Linked DNA regions of Homo sapiens: region 2 is linked to region 1. Evidence: chromatin contacts called from ENCODE Hi-C or POLR2A ChIA-PET data. All regions are on one chromosome and are shown on one strand. The core of a region is the stretch at or near the end of the contact, and the rest is flanking DNA. Distances in the headings are between cores, read along the strand shown.

Region 1 (2,765 bases), core at 244-2,743:
CATCTATCTAAATCACGTTTCTCCTCCATTGTTCACCTAGCTCTGGTGTCCGGAGCTAGCAGACATGTTTAAATTGTGATGTAGCCTCTGATCATGAAGCTTTATGTCACAGCGTTGCTGAGTCAGAAAGGTGGGTGATAGAAGTATTTCTGGAAGCTGCTCCTACACAAGGAAGCCTGACAATAGCTTAACTATGAACCCATAAAAATATCTCACTAAACCCAGGGGCCGGGCATGGTGGCTCATGCCTGTATTCCCAGCACTTTGAGAGGCTGAGGTGGGCCGATCATCTGAGGTCAAGAGTTCGAGACCAGCCTGACCAACATGGAGAAACCCCGTCTCTACTAAAAATACAAAATTCGCCGGGTGTGGTGGCGCATGCCTGTAATCCTAGCTACTCGGGAGGCTGAGGCAGGAGAATCACTTGAACTCGGGAGGGGCAGGTTGCAGAGAGCTGAGATCGCGCCATTGCACTCCAGCCTGGGCAACAAGAGCAAAACTCCATCTCAAAAAAAGAAAAAAAAAAAACAAACAACAACAACAACAACAAAAAACCTCACTAAACCCAAATGAATTCTATCCCCAACTCAACCCTCCCTAAGCCAGTTCCAAAGACAACTTTTCCTGCTTCCATGTCCCCCAATAACAGGAGAAATATGACAGTAAGTGTTAGTGCAGAAGACAAGTGTAATCTTAACTGATTCCTTCAAAATGGGTTACTCCTGTAAATTTTATAAAAATCTATGACCATAGGCCAGGGATGGTGGCTAAGACCTATAATTCCAGCAATTTGGGAGGCTGAGGAGGAAGGATCACTTGAGGCCAGGAGTTTGAGACCAGTCTTGGCAACATAGCAAAACCCAGTCTGTACAAAAAATACAAAAATTAGCCAGGTGTGGTGGTGTGTACCTGTTATCCCAGCTACTCCGGAGGCTGAAACGAGAGGATCGCTTGACCCCAGGAGTTTGAGGCTGCAGTGAGCTGTGATCGCTACCGCACTCCAGCCTGGGTGACAGACCAAGACCCTGTCTGAAAAAAATATGTGTGTGTGTGTGTGTGTGTGTGTGTGTGTGTGTGTGTGTGTGTTATATGCACATGTGATATGGCCTCAGAAGGGGACCATGCAAATGAGAAGGCCCTGAAGTTGTGGCCTTCTTAGCTTCAATATCAACATGCCTTAGGTTCCTTTCCTGCTCCTCCCCCATGCTCTTGTACATACTTTTGTTATGACACAGTCATTGTGTAATTATAATCACTTGTTTGTCTGTTTCCTCACAGAATTGTGACCCCATGAAGGCAGGAACCCTATTTGTTCTATTGGTATCTCCAGCATCTAGCAAGATGCCTTGTGCATAGTAGTTAACCAATAAAAAGTGGTTGAATAAATGAATGAAGCACATTCATACTGAAGGTAAAGGTGTGTGATCAGAGAATCTCTCTCCGCAATGGCCACCAGGAGGAGCTGTTGGATGGCTCTGGATGGTTGGTGGGTGGGGTGGGGAAGAAAGGGGTAGAGAGAGAGTATGCAATTGGTAATTCTTCAAAAGGATACTTGAAATCAGGTTTGTGTAGTTCTGGACACAAGAAAGGCAACATGGGCCTTGTACCATCAAGCAATGGAAGTTGGAAAAAAAAAGAAAAAACAATCATCTCTGCTTTGGGGAATCACTGAATTGGCAAACCACCCCCATTTCCAACTTTTCTATGACCTGAGCCTTTGATGACAGCTAACATCAAATTGGGAGTATTCTGGAAACACCACGCCCAGGTCTGCGCCTTATATTTATAGAGCTTTTAGCACAAAGGCATTTTCTTCAAAGCACTTTAAGAGCTGGGCACACCCTGTCACACACATGAGCTCCATGAAAGGAATTGCAGCTTCACAGCAGCCCTGAGGCCTGAGCTGGCGAACAGGAATGCTTTGGAATACACTCCCTGGCCACAGGCGAGCAGCCCAGTTTGAAACTAGTGGGAAGAATGACATCAGGTGGGACCAGCCAAATCCCTGCTGAGGGGCCCGACCTGTATTTCTGCAAGAAAACCTTCGTCTTGATGATCATTGACCATGTACTAGACCCATACTTTATCTCCTTTAATCCTAACATTACCCCTATTGTGCAAATGAAGAAACTCCGAGGCAAAGAGAGGCAAAATAACTGACTTCAGGACCATCACCAGTAAGAGCCAAAGCTCTTTAACCTTGGTTAAAGCTCATCCCTCTCTACAATCATGTGCCTTTTGCTGCCGTTCTAATACATGATCTAAATGTATCAGAGAGAGGCTGACTCTAAGATCAGATGAGCCCAACATGGTTCTGGGTTGACTGTATTGCTTGACTTTGAGACCACCGTGACGGCCTTGGCATCATTCAAAAGCAGGCCCAAGTCCAGGAGTGGTGGCTCACACCTGTAGTCCCAGCATTTTGGGAAGCCAAGGTGGGAGGGTGGCTTCAGTCCAGAAGTTCAAGACCAGCCTGGGCAACACAACCCTTTCTCTATAAAAAATACAAAAACTAGCTGGGCATTGTGGCACGTGCCTGTAGTCCCAGTTACTTGAGAGGCTAAGGTGGGAGGATCACCTGAACCTGGGGAGATCAAGGCTGCAGTGAGCCGTGATCATGCCACTGCACTCCAGCCTGCAAAAACAGTGAGACCCTATCTCAGAAAAAACAAACAATCAAACAAACAACAACAACAACAATAAAAAACAAAAGCAGGGCCAAAAGAAGGAGGCCATCAAAGCCCACATTTTAGTCCATCAGTCAA
Region 2 (2,784 bases), core at 54-2,553, 220 kb after region 1:
GTGCTCTTCGCTTTGCAAATAAGTAGACATAAAAAAATTTCTCAGTTCCCAAAGTTAGCTTGTACTCCAAATCCTTTTGACTTTGAAGCTGCTTGTCTCTCTTTTTCAAGCATGTGTGTGTACATGTGTGCATGTGTTTATATATATAGGTGCACACGCGTGTACACACATAGCCCTTGCTTTTCATCTCAACGGTTGGATGGATGAGGCCTATGGCCAGATTCAGCCATGCCCTACAGTTATCAAGCATGACAGAGCTGGAAGAAAAACATCTGGTCCAAGGTTGCTGTTTGCCTTTGTAGCAGAGAATTTTCTTTGATCTCCAGCTGGAGTTCTCTATTGAGTCTAGCAGATCAATTAGTTAATAGGCCATTCCCACTAGTAGCTCTACCAGCTGACTACCTAGGATAGAAATAAGTTCTATTTATCAATCCTTCCCTTCCCCTTCTACTTTAGGCACATCCTTTTTCCTCTTGAAATAACATAATTATTAAACCACTTCAGTCACTTCTGTGGTTAATGATTCCCTCCTTTTTCGGTTCCGCTCTCCTGCTGAAACCTCTTGGTGGGTTTTAAACACACCACTCCATGGCGATAGTTTCATTTTCTACTACAATTAAGGTTAGGAACAGCTTGCAGTACCAATATAAAAACCAACAGCTTGTCCAGGTTTTACTAGTTCCCTTGGGGAACTGAAACAATAATTTTTGTATCTATGTTTCCAAAAATTCAGAAGAGTAATATAACAATTACATTTTCACCTGGATTTCATTTTAGGAAGCTTGGTTCATTTTCCTTATATTATAAAGATCAGTTCCAGGAATTTAAACAAACATAAGAATTTTTTATCCCGTTTACAATGATGTTGCTATCAGTGCTATTTAGAAAAGAATAATTATATGTCAGGGAATCAAACTGTCTTATTTTGGGACTGGCACGTAGAATTCCAATTAGTTTTAATAATTTTAGTGGGGTCAAGACATTTTGTCTGAACTCAATGTTTCACCTGAACACAAAACCATTATTTTGTACTATATTTACCTATCAAAAAAGTGCTCTAAATTAGTTCTTTTTGGAAAAAAAAAAACAGGATTAGCTAAATGACTGGCTGTTTTAGACACTCCAGTTAGACCAGCTATGTACAGAGGACAGTCAACTTAATTCTCCCGTGAGGTGGTGTTTGATGCCCTGTTCAATGCGTTTTACAGCAAGAGACGCTAGTCCGGTTTCTATGCTGGGACCGAGACAAACTGTGCAGTACCAACACTAGCTCTGCCCGAAGTACTCCCCCCTGGAAATGAAACAGGGCAGCTGTCTTCCAGCACGCAGGGCATCCCAGGCTGTTACAAGTACTTCATCCACATAAAATTGCAAAGGGAATTTTAGAAGTCAGAATGTAATTATCCCCTTTGGAGTTTGGCAATGGAACAGGAGGATTAAACAGAGCTGTCCTTTGTCCCCGAAATAAAAGATGCCAGCGGCTCCACAATAGACACAACCAAGGCATGAGGAAGGAGCCTGGAGTCTTGTTTGTTTTGGTGTCCGCTTTCTCACCTCCGTAGATCACCAATTCCGTGTTCTCAAAAATCAGAGCAGGCCTCAAGGTGACCCCTTTTATGGCATCTTACTCCCATTTTCAATGCTGTTTAGAAGAAGCTAGATGTAAATATTCAATAAAGTCCCTGTGAGCTACTGCCCTTGTGGCTCAGTAAAAATGAAAAGCTACTTAAAATACAAGTCTCCAAGCTTTGTCTTGCAGAGAGCTAGAACAACCCCAGGATACCCTGGGCTTTGATGTAGAACCTTCCAAAGACCACATTAGATGGTAACTACCAGTATAACTATTCTCAAAAACTCCAGAGTGACTTATATCTCATTTCCATAAACTTTATAATAAAACACTTGTAATTAGGCTGGTAGGAAATGAACTGCTGAGTATAAGGCTTGAGAGTTTCACCACTAGGTACCTTCGGAGAATCACTGAAAGTAAGTTAGCTGCTTGATTTATGCCACGTATATCCACAAGAACAGCAAAGCCAGGACAAAGTGGAAGTTGCTGTACAGCCTTACGATCTACGCGTTCTCTCATTCCTTTGTTCAAAGCATCCTTGACATGACTCTCCTTTCCACTTTCTACTTCCTATTGGCCCTTCTGAGAAGGTCACTATCCTAAATGACTTATCCCGGGATCTGACACTCACTCCTTCTAACATCTTTTGACAGGATCCAAGTAGCACCCCAGCAATACATTCCTAAGGCCCAATGGCCCTGACTCAAGCCAGGCTGATGAAAGCTAAGATGCAGCATTCTAGAAACCCTGAGCTCAACTCTAGCCAATGCTGACATCCTGACTTTCAAACCCATCCGTTTCCAAAAGGAAAAAACTTTTCAAGCTTTCCAATCATGATAAGTTCTGAGCCACCTAATACTGATGTTTTGTAGTTGATTGGGTGAAATAGAAGTCAAACCTAGTCTCAAGCTCTCCAAGGTGACATACTTTCCTCTAGTTCTTGCTCTAGATGACAAATATCTTCTTGAGGGTAGAACCAGTGAACCTCTCTTTCCCAAGAGCCACACTTCATCAAGCAGCCCAGGTCAAATTTTACAATGTGCAAACTAGCTAGAGAATAGACATTACCTAGAAGTCAGCACACTTCCTACTCATGCAATTTTGTTACCTTCAGTAAAAAATGTCTTGGGTCACTTTCGTACAAGAAGAATAGAAATCAGTTCTTTGATGACTGTAAGTTAGCCCTAAGGTCTTGCTTTCTGGTCTTTTTCTCA

Evidence for each region. Hi-C counts contacts between places; a loop is a spot of excess contacts on that map. ChIA-PET counts read pairs that join two places held with the same protein, here RNA polymerase II (POLR2A). Pooled maps may share reads with other maps.
Region 2: a pooled map shows a loop between it and region 1 (2.4-fold over the local background). The contact joins two enhancer-like sites. A Hi-C loop is called at or near these places in 1 of 50 pooled maps. POLR2A ChIA-PET finds 5 or more read pairs at or near these places in 3 of 52 experiments (AG04450, H1 and Panc1).

The regions. Positions count from the first base shown.
Region 1 is chr10:28,990,624-28,993,388 of GRCh38, reverse strand. No RefSeq gene overlaps it. Among named protein-coding and RNA genes, the nearest start is that of C10orf126, 150 kb to the right of the region's middle. RefSeq lists a silencer at 1,295-1,589 and an enhancer at 1,334-2,533. Within about 2 kb of position 1,493, at least 3 of the 41 ENCODE cell types and tissues checked have a DNase peak (open chromatin) inside an H3K27ac peak, as active enhancers do.
Region 2 is chr10:28,766,995-28,769,778 of GRCh38, reverse strand. The region is part of intron 2 of LINC01517 (long intergenic non-protein coding RNA 1517); the gene reads right to left. Among named protein-coding and RNA genes, the nearest start is that of LINC01517, 25 kb to the right of the region's middle. Within about 2 kb of position 1,303, at least 2 of the 41 ENCODE cell types and tissues checked have a DNase peak (open chromatin) inside an H3K27ac peak, as active enhancers do.